Regions from separate parts of the Homo sapiens genome. Here region 1 is linked to region 2. A link is an interaction called in ENCODE POLR2A ChIA-PET data of the cell type or tissue named here. Cell type or tissue: PC-9. All regions are shown on one strand. Each heading gives the region's core, and the rest is flanking DNA. Links, peaks and the distances in the headings are about the cores only.

Region 1 (6,928 bases), core at 2,123-4,622, 87 kb before region 2:
GTACTTAAAACAACTGATTCATATGCTAAAGACTCTAGTGAATAAAGTAGACAGCCTGCAAGAACAGATGGGCAATGGGTGAACAGAGAGATGGAAATTCTAAGCATAAACATAATGCCAGAAATAAAAACACTGCAGCAGAAATGAAGAATGCTTTTGATGGGTCTATTAATAGATTGGACATGGCTGAGAAAACAATCTCTGAACTTGAGTGTATCTCAATAGAAACTTCCAAAATGGAAGAGCAAAAAGAAAAAAAAGATTGAAAAAAAAAAATCCCAACAGAAAATCCAAGAATGATGGGACAACTAGAATAAGTATTACATAAGTGGAATGAAAATATCACAAGGGCTAGGCACAGTGGCTCACACCTGTAATCCCAGCACTTTGGGAGGCTGAGGTGGGTGGATCACCTGATGTCAGGAGTTCGAGACCAGCCTGGCCAACATGGTGAAACCCTGTCTTTAATAAAAATACAAAAATTAGCCAGGTGTGGTGGCGGGTGCCTGTAATCTCAGCTACTCGGGAGGCTGAGGCAGGAGAATCGCTTGAGCCTGGGAGGCGGAGGTTGCAGTGAGCCAAGACCGTGCCACTGCACTCCAGCCTGGGCAACACAGTGAGACTCCATATCATAATAAAAATAAAAATAGAAAAGAAAATACCAGAAGGAGGCCAGGCGCGGTGGCTCACATCTGTAGGCAGAGGTTGCAGTGAGCCGAGATTATGCCACTGCACTCCAGTCTGGGCGACAGAGCGAGATTTCATCTCAAAAAAGAAAAGTAAAAAAGAAAATACCAGAAGGAGAAGAAATAAATAAAACAACAGAAGAAATACTTGAAGCAATAATGACTGAGAATTTTTGCAAATTAATGTCAGATATCAAATCACAGATTCAGGAAGCTCAGAGAACACCACACAGGATAAATGTCAAGACAACAATAACCACAATCATCACCACAAAAAAACATGACACCTAGGAATACCATATTTTAAAAGTCCTATATTTTAAAAGTCTTTAAAAAGTCAGAGGAAAAAGACACCTTACCTACAGGGGAAAAAAGATAAAAATTATACCCAACTTCTCCTCAGTAACATGCAAGCAAGGAGGTCAGTGAAATTTAGTGTTGAGAGAAAAAGATTACCAACCTAGAATTCTGTGTCCTGTGAAATGATTCTTCAGAGGTGAAGGAGAAGTACAGACTTTCTCAGACAAACAAAAACTGAAGAAGTTTGTTGCCAGTAGATCTGCCTTACAATAAATGTTAAAAGTTTCTCAGAGAAAAGAAAAATGATATAGGTCAGAAACTTGGAGCTACGTAAAGAAAGAAAGAGCAATCTATCTATCTATCTATCTACCATCTATTCTATCTATTCTATAATCTATTCTATTTATCTAATCTATAATCTATTCTATCATCTATTCTATCCAATCTATCCAATCTATTCTATCTATCTATCTATCTATCTATCTATCTATCTATCTATCTAATCTCTGTCTCTGTCTGCCTGCCTGCCTATATAACTACTTACCTACCTTTCTACCTATCTATCCAGTCACCCATCCATCTATCTAAATAGATTTATTGTAAAGAGTTAGATCATGTGATTATGGATGCTGAGAAGTTCCCAGACATGCAGTCGGCAAAGTGGAGATCTGGGAGAACCTGTGGTACAGTTCCAGTGCAAGTCTGAAGGCCTGAGAATCAGGAGAGCCAATGGTGTCAGTTCCAGTTCAAAAGCTAGCAGGCTTGAGACCCAAGAAGAGCCATTGTTTCAGTTCAAGTTCAAAGGAAGCAAAAGATTGATGTCCTTGCTCAAGGCAGTCAGGCGGGAGATGTTCCCTTTACTTGGCCTTTCTGATCTATTCAGGCATTCAGTGGATTGGACAAGACCCACCCACATCAGGGAGGGTAGTCTAATTTGTAGTCTTTACTCAGTTTACCAATGCAAATGTTAATCTCATTCAGAAACCCCCTCACAGATATACCCAGAATAGTGTTTGACCAAATATCTGGGCACCCTGTGGCCTAGTCAAGTTCACACATAAAATTCATCATCGCAATGACATTCTGGAAAGGCAAAATCATTGGCAGAAATCAGATCAATTGTTTCAAGAGGGGGGAAGTATTGAATATGAAAGGACCTGAGGGAAATTTTAGGTGTGATGGACTATGCTAAATTTTTATTGTGGTGGTACTTACTTGACCATATAGGTTTGTCAGAACTCATTGAATTGTATACCTAAAAAAGGCAAATTTCTTTATATGTAACTATACTTTAATAAACATGAATTTAAGAACAAAAAAGAATTTGAAGAACAATTGAAAGAAGAAGAAGAAGGCTGGGCACCATGCCTCATGCCCATAATCCCAGCACTTTGGGAGGCTGAGGTGGGAGGATCGCTTGAGCCCAGGAGTTTGAGACCAGCCTAGGAAACATAGGGAGACCTCATCTCTACAAAAGATAAAAAACAGTAGCCAGGAATGGTGGCACATGTCTGTTGTCCCAGATACTTGGGAGGCTGAGGTGGGAGATTGTTTGAGTCCTAGAGGTTGAGGCTTCAGTGAGCAGTGATCATGCCACTGCACTCGAGCCTGGGCAACAGAGTGAGTTCCCATCCTGAAATAATAATAATAATAAATAATAAGAGGTAGTCTGGGCACTATACTGAGGGCATGCTATTTAAGCTGAATCCTGAACATAAAAATAACTTAGTCATGGGATATATTTGGGGTGGGAAGAGTTTGTAAGAGAGGAAACAATGGAGAACAGTCAATGAAAAGATTGGCATATTTATGGAAGCGGAGAGAGGTGTATTGCTTGAGCACAAGATGAGACTGAAGAGACTGGCTAGGGTTAGATTATGCAGCATTTTGTAGTCCACATTTAAGAAGGATAGATTTTATTTTGATGCAATAAGAAATAATGAAAAGTTAAGCATAGGGGGCAAGAGATCTGACATTTTCAATTCATGTTAGCCGCTAGATGGGGAATGGATTGAAGGTATTTAGAGGAGTAGCAGTCAACTTAGGAGGCTGTTTCAGTAGGCAATGGGAGTGATGATGCTGTGTGATCTAGAGCTGTGGTAGTGGATATGAGGAAGAGTGACTCAAAGAATATTTTGAAGATTGAATTTATTGGATTTCCTTATGAATTCAACATTAGGAGTGAAGGAAATGGAAGAATGAAGGAGGATGTTTAAGTTTTGGTCTTGACCAATTAGGAGGCTATTGGTGCTACGTAATGTGTTGAAGACAGAAAGGAGGGACAAGTTTGGAGGAATTAAAACTCCTCTTGACCATGTTAAGTTTGGAATGCCTGAGACATCCAAATGAAAATGTTTAATGTGTAGTTTCTTTTTTTTTTCTTTTTTTCTTTTTCTTTTTTTTTTTTTTTTGAGACAGAGTCTCACTCTGTTGCCCAGGCTGGAGTGAAGTGGCACAATCTTGGCTCACTGCAACCTCTGCCTCCTGGGTTCAAGCCATTCTCCTGCCTCAGCCTCCTGAGTAGCTGGGACTACAGGTACACACCATCATGCCCAGCTAATTTTTGTATTTTCAGTAGAGGCAGGGTTTCACCATGTTGGCCAGGCTGGTCTTCAACTTCTGGCTTCACATGATCTGCCCGCCTTGGCCTCCCAAGTGCAGAGATTACAGGCGTGAGCCACCACACCCGGCCTAATGTGTAGTTCGATGGGTAACTGAATCTGTAGCTCAAGAGATACCTGAACTAAAGAAAGAAATTGAGGATTATCACCAATATAGGTAACTTTTAAAGTCATATAAATGAATGAAATCACTTAAAGAATGTTGACAAAGAAATGAAGAGTTTCTTTCCTTTCAAATGCTACAAACATGCTCCACCAGATCCTCGGTCAGACTAAGAAGCATCTGAGCTTGATCCCCTCTTTGTGTTTATTGGAGCTGAAGGTACTGGAGCAGCACTGTGTGTCTTGTGTCTGGCATTGTTCAATCCAGATGTTAGTTGAGACGGAAAGCATAACCCAGAACCCTGAAACAAACTGGGTCCCAATGATCCATACGAGTTCTACCCAGTGAATGTGGATTACAGCATACTGAGGAAAGAAGGTCCAGATTTCTAAATGTTTCCCTATAAAGCTGCTTTAGAATGAAGGTCTTCCAGAAGCCATCTGCACAATTTTCCACTTAATCAGGAAATATTTCTCCTCTAAATGCATGAAATCATGTTGATATATTGGATTGGAGATTATATTGATTAATTAGTATCTGAAACTTGAAAAAAACTAAAAAGAAAAAGAAGCAGGCTGGGCACAGTGGCTCATGCCTGTAATCCCAGCACTTTGGGAGGCCGAGGCGGGCGGATCTCGAGGTCAGGAGATTGAAACCATCCTGGCTAACACGGTGAAACCCTGTCTCTACTAAAAAATACAAAAAATTAGCCCGCTGTGGTGGTGGGCGCCTGTAGTCCCAGCAACTCATGAGGCTGAGGCAAGAGAATGGCGTGAACCCGGGAGGTGGAGCTTGCAGTGAGCCGAGATCGCGCCACTGCACTCCAGGCGTGGGTGACAGAGCGAGACTCCGTCTCAAAAAAAATAAAATAAAATAAAATAAAAATAAAAAATAAAAAAAAAAAAAAAGAAAAAGAAATAACGAAGGCCTTGGAGGGATTCCTGATCCCTGAACAACACTTGGAGATCAAGAGACAAGAAGGAATAGCCAATGTAGAAACCAGGAGAGTACAGTAACATAGAAGCCAAGGGAAGAGAAGAATGTTTCTAGGAAGGAGTTGGCATCTGAATTGAATGCTGTTAAGGGAACTATTAATAGTAAGATGACAGGAGTTTTTATTGGCAGCACAGAGATATTGCTGATTTTTTTTTCTTTTTGTTAAGGCGTGGCCTTGCTCTATTGCCCAGGCTGGAGTGTAGTGGCATGATCACAGCTCACTGCAGCCTCAACCTCCCCGGGCTCAAGTGATCCTCCCACCTCAGCCTCCTTGGTAGCTGGGACTACAGGCGCACACCCCCATGTCCAGTTAATTTTTTTGTATTTTTTGCAGCAACGGGTTTTCGCCATGTTGTCTAGGCTGGTTTTGAACTCCTGGGCTTAAATGATCTGTCCGCCTCAGCTTCCCAAAGTGCTGGGATTACAGGCGTGAGCCACCACTCCTAGCCTGATATTGCTAATTTTATACAGTTTTGGGGGAGTGATGACAGCAGAAGCCAGACTGGACTTTGAAAATGAAATATGAAGATAGATCTCTCAACAAAATTGCTTTAAAAGAAACAGGCTGGTAGCTAGGGATTTGTGGGGACAGTCATGTCTATGGGAATAGCCTAATAATCAGATTGGTGATTCAGGAGAGGGGATAACCAATGGAGCAATCAGTGTTATGCAAATAAGGCAAATTAAAGCCTCATTTTTAATAATTGTTTATTAGTCATTTCTCACATTAACATTTAAAGGATTGTTATTAAGACGATCAAAACAAGGTTACAGATAATGCCGCTTCCAGAAACTAGAAATAGTCTAGTTTTTTTCCTTATGTACTTAACCACATAGCTTCCCTCAGTGATTCACAAAATAGGAAAATCTTTCCCTAATTTTTCGTATCATCACAAACTTAGCAAACTTAGCTGTCTGGAGGACTTGATATTCTTTATAAATGTGAGGCATGAAGCCTGTTGTCTTAGGGCCTTCCTTTTTTTTTTTTTTTTTTTGAGATGGAGTCTCAGGCTGGAGTGCATTAGTGTGATCTCGGCTCAATGCAACCTCCATCTCCTGGGTTCAAGAGATTCTCCTGCCTCAGCCTCCTGAGTAGCTGGGATTACAGGCATGCGCCACCATGCCTGGCTAATTTTTGTATTTTTGGTAGAGACAGGGTTTCACTATGTTGGCCAGGCTGGTCTCAGACTCTTGACCTTAGGCAGTTTGCCCACCTCAGCCTCCTAAAGTGCTGGAATTATAGGCGTGAGCTGCCATGCCCAGCCTTTTTTTTTTTTTTTTGGAGACAAGGTCTCACTCTGTTGCCCAGACTGTAGTGCAGTGGCATGATCTCAGCTCACTGCAACCCCTACCTCCTGGGTTCAAGTGATCCTCCTGCCTCAGCCTCCCACGTAGCTGAGATTGCAGGCCCGTGCCACCATGCCTGGCTTATTTCTATTTTTATTTTTGTAGAGACAGTGTCTCCCTGTATTTCCCAGGCTGGTCTGGAACACCTGGGCTCAAGCAATCTGCCCGCCCCAGCCTCCTAAAGTGCTGGGATTACAGGCACGAGCCACTGTGCCAGGCCAGGGCCTTCTTGAGTTGCGTTATAAATAAAGGGTCAGGTAGTGCTTGTGGAAATCCTGCCTACAGGTGTCCTCTTGTGGAAATAAGTAATTCAAAGTCTAAGCTATTGGAATGCTAAATTATTCTGAGCCTTAAAGGAATGAGAATTTCAGGGCCTGAGTCATTGACAGGCTGTAGACTAGGCAGCTATAAGCTATAAGCTTTTGTTTAATAACAAATTAAGCCTTTTCCCTTACATGCATTGTTTCATAAAATGTAAATGGTTGAAGGGTGCCAGGGAGGACCCCCTTCCCTCTAACTGTAGACTTTCATTATACATTGACCCCCCTCTTACCTTTCTGACACAAAGATTTCTAGGCTATCATATGGCTTAAGATGGAATGTTAAATACACTCTTTAAAATTGGAAAGGAAATGAAAAACCAGTTATAAGGAAAAGAAAACAAGCTACATGGAAACAAACTGTAACTAATTAATTTGTTATAACTCATAAATCAGTTTTGTATAGAAAATGTTGTAATCTTGTTAAATTTGTCTTTTTCCTATATAAGAAAAAATTTAGCTTTTGACTTCAAAGCACTAAACTCATTTCTCTGAAGGGGCGCATCCAGGAATGGCTTTCAGCTTCTCTTGAATAAGCTCTTTAAAACTGGATCC
Region 2 (3,821 bases), core at 170-2,669:
GATGAATTTCTTAGACTCTGGTTTTCTTGTCAGTAAGGCTCTGAGCCCTCAACAGTGTGTTCTCGGCTTGCCTCCTAACGTTATGCTTGCCACTCTGGTCTCTCTGTTTTGGAGTTCTCCTGTTCTTAGTGTTTGCTAATTTTGGAGTTGGTTCCCATAGCAATGTGTCATGCAGGCTGTAGCCTCCATGGGGAAGAGTCTTTATTTGTGGGCTGGAAGGCTGTAGGAAGAGGTGGAGTAATATAGCTGGGATTCTGAAGGTAGTGTTGGATGTTCCCATCAGGGTGTTACCTTGTCCATGTCCCAGGATGGTGGAGGGAATCCTCTGCAGCTGCAATGCAACCCACGATCAGTGACATCAGAGTAGGAAAGTTAACCCTGATGTCTGAAACCCTCTTTAATTTGGATTATATTGGCTTGCAAAGATCCCTTATGCAGTTTGCCAGCTGCAGAGTTCTTTACTTCTTCCTTCCCTTCAATCTTACTGCACCTTCCATAACAGACCTGGGAGTATAGCCGCATAAAGAGAAGCAGCTCTCAGAAAAGCACTCTTTTTTTTTTGAGATGGAGTCTCGCTCTGTTGCCCAGGCTGGAGTGCAATGGCCCAGTCTTGGCTCACTGCAACCTCCGCCTCCCGGGTTCAAGTGACTCCTCTCCCTCAGCCTCTCGAGCAGCTGGGCCCACAGGCATGTGCCACCATGCCCGGCTAATTTTTGTATTTTTGGTAGAGATGGGGTTTCACCATATAGGCCAGGCTGGTCTTGAACTCCTGACCTTGTGATCCGCCTGCCTCGACCTCCCAAAGTGCCGGGATTACAGGCATGAGCCATTGCCCCCGGCCGAAAAGCACTCTTTAAAAATGACTGTCAACCTAAATGAAAAAACTGAGGCAACATTAATATAAGTAAAAAGTTTATTTGGGTCAAGTTTGAGGACTACAGCTTGGGAGCACAGATTCAAGTTCCCCTGAATATATACTTGGGTTAGCAGCAGTTACAAGTGGATTTTTAAAGGGAAAAATAAGAGGTGATTCATAAACTGTCTACTGTAACATGAGCTGCTGATTGGTTATATATTGTTCTTTGTATCACACATTCCAGGAACGTGAAGATAATGGGTGAGGCAGCTAGTCAGGAACAAAAATGCCTTTAAAGAATTGCCCCCAGGCATGGGTGCAGGGGGTGCCCTTGACTGAAGCTGCTCCTCACACTCACATCCCTCTGGGTCTGATAAATTTTGCATGCCTCACATAACTCAGACTGTTCTGAGCTGTTTTTCTTTTATCACTTCCCCCTCAGTTTTTTCCTTTAGGTGGAATGAACTGGAATAAAAACCTCGTTTTCTAGGTTAGGGCCATGTGCAGAACCATAGGAGTTCAAAGTTCATGTGTTGCAATCTTCTCAGCAAACTTCTTGAGGTGTGTACATTATATGTGGCAAAGTCTGGTTCTGAGGGGCCACTTGCCTGGTTTTGCCCGCTGGGTGCATGAATCTTGATTCTGTTAGTCAGATGGGGACCCCTTGGGCCATAAGTTTGTGCAACTCTGGGAAAATGAAGATGACAAAAGGATTTGTTGGGAATGATTGTAATATGAACTTTGTACAATTTGCTTACTTGTACTTAAAAAGTATTAAGCGAAGGCGGTGGGTTCTAATATCAAGCTCCATTTCCTCATTGCCGAAGCCCAGGTGACAATCCTTAGCCAATGTTCTTAAGGAACAGCTCTGTTTCTATCTGAATCCCCATCCACTGATCCCTTAGCTGAGGCATGGTCAGCGGGAGAACAAGCTTCTTGTTTTGGGGCCTGCAGTACTAAGTCTCAGTCTTTGCCCATAAACTCACTCGAAATAGTCTTCTGTTCAGAATCTTTCTACAAAACATTTTGCAGTCGTCCAAAATATTCTGCAAAATGCTTGCTGCCTGCCAGTAAATAAGTGGAATGAAAAAGAAGAAAAAAGGAAAAAAACCCCAAAACCAAAAAAAAACCCCAAAATGCTTGCTGTCAAGTTGTGCTAGGCCAGCTCTCCCTTTCTGTGCTGTCAGAATTCTCTTTGTGGGGTGGGGTTGGAAGGCATCATGATATCTCTTGCTTAGAGTGAGAACTGAAGGCACCTTCACACTCGGCAGAAATAGAGAGGCTTTCACTCTTCCTGCGTAACCACATTAATCATTCCCTACCTTCCCTGGTAGCTGAAGGTCCATGAGTTACATATACGTGTAATGCCTCCTAGACTGCCTTTTATTTTAATTAAGCCTGAAGCACCTTAACTTTGCATTTCTATTAACTTCTGCATTCAGATAGTATTTCTTTTTATTTATTTATTTATTTATTTTTGTTATACTTTAAGTTCTAGGGTACATGTTCACAACGTGCAGGTTTGTTACATATGTATACATGTGCCATGTTGGTGTGCTGTACCCATTAACTCGTCATTTACATTAGATATATCTCCTAATGCTATCCCTCCCCACTCCCACTACCCCACGACAGGTCCTGGTGTGTGATGTTCCCCTTCCTGTGTCCATGTGCTCTCATTGTTCAATTCCCACCTATGAGTGAGAACATGCGGTGTTTGGTTTTTTGTCCTTGCGATAGTTTGCTGAGAATGATGGTTTCCACCTTCATCCATGTCCCTACAAAGGACATGAACTCATCGTATTTCATATTGCTATATTCCAGTGTTGCTTTAGAGGTTTTCCACCCTTTGATAGAGTCCTTTGATAGGACTGTAACCACCTGATAGGTTCTTCCTGCTGGTTGCACAAAAAGATGTTACTGAGAAGGGGTCCTGATCCAGACCCCAACAAAGGGTTCTTGGACCTCATGCAAGAAAGAATTCAGGGCAAGTCCACAGAGTAAAGTGAAAGCAAGTTTATTTAGAAAGTAAAGGAATAAAAGAATGGCTACTTCATAGGCAGAACAGAGGCATGGGCTGCTCAACTGAGTATACTTATAGTTATTTCTTGATTATATGCTATACAGGGGGTGGATTATTCATAAGTTTTTCAGGAAAGGGGCGGGCAATTCCCACAGCTGAGGGTTGATTTCTCCCCTTTTTAGACCGCATAGGGTAACTTCCTGACATTGCCATGGCATTTGTAAACTATCATGGTGCTTGTTGAAGTGTCTTTTAGCATTCTAATGCATTATGATTCGCATATAACTAGCAGTGAGGATAACCAGAGGTCATTTTCATTGCCATCTTGGTTTTGGTGGGTTTTGGCCGGCTTATTTACTGCATCCTGTTTTATCAGCAAGGCCTTTGTTGTATGTTGTGCTCACCTCCTATCTTATCCTGTGACTAAGAATTCCTAACCACCTGGGAATGCAGCCCAGTAGGTCTCAGCCTCACTTTACCCGGCCCCTATTCAAGATGGAGTCACTCTGGTTCAAACACCTCTGACACAAAGACCACAGCGTTGCAATAAAGAAAGAGTTTAATAGACATGAATCTGGCCATGCCATTTTGGGGACAGAGCTCTTACTCAAATCAATCTCTTCAAAAACTTGTAGGTTAGGTTACCTTTTTCAGAGGCAATTTCAGGGAAGAAGTGGGGGTAGCTAGACAATAGGTGCTTGCTGCTGATTGGTTGGATCAGAGATGAAATCACAGGGAATTGAAGCTGTCCTCTGGTGCTGAGTCACTTCTGGGTGGGGCCACAGGTGGGGTTGGTGGGTCCAGGTGGAGCCACTGGTGTCAGATATGCCAAAAACCTGAAAAGATATCTCTAAAGGCCTATCTTAGGTTCTACAATAGTGATGTTATCTGCAGGAGTAATTGGGAAAGTTGCGTATATTGTAAAGTCTGGAATAATGGCTG

The links. Peaks named below come from ENCODE experiments on the same cell type or tissue, not always from the same donor. Only the 100,000 strongest peaks of a DNase experiment are listed, where the experiment ranks them.
Region 1: POLR2A ChIA-PET joins it to region 2 with 14 read pairs; 7 of 35 experiments call an interaction of 5 or more read pairs at or near these places.

What each region holds. Positions count from the first base shown.
Region 1 is chr1:168,211,551-168,218,478 of GRCh38, forward strand. It overlaps the pseudogene LOC107985453. Among named protein-coding and RNA genes, the nearest start is that of SFT2D2, 11 kb to the right of the region's middle. In PC-9, for the core only: no CTCF peak of the experiment used is centred there; no DNase peak of the experiment used is centred there.
Region 2 is chr1:168,300,720-168,304,540 of GRCh38, forward strand. All of the region lies in intron 5 of TBX19 (T-box transcription factor 19), which reads left to right. Among named protein-coding and RNA genes, the nearest start is that of TBX19, 22 kb to the left of the region's middle. In PC-9, for the core only: no CTCF peak of the experiment used is centred there; a DNase peak (open chromatin) is centred at 1,162; H3K27ac peaks cover 1,801 bases.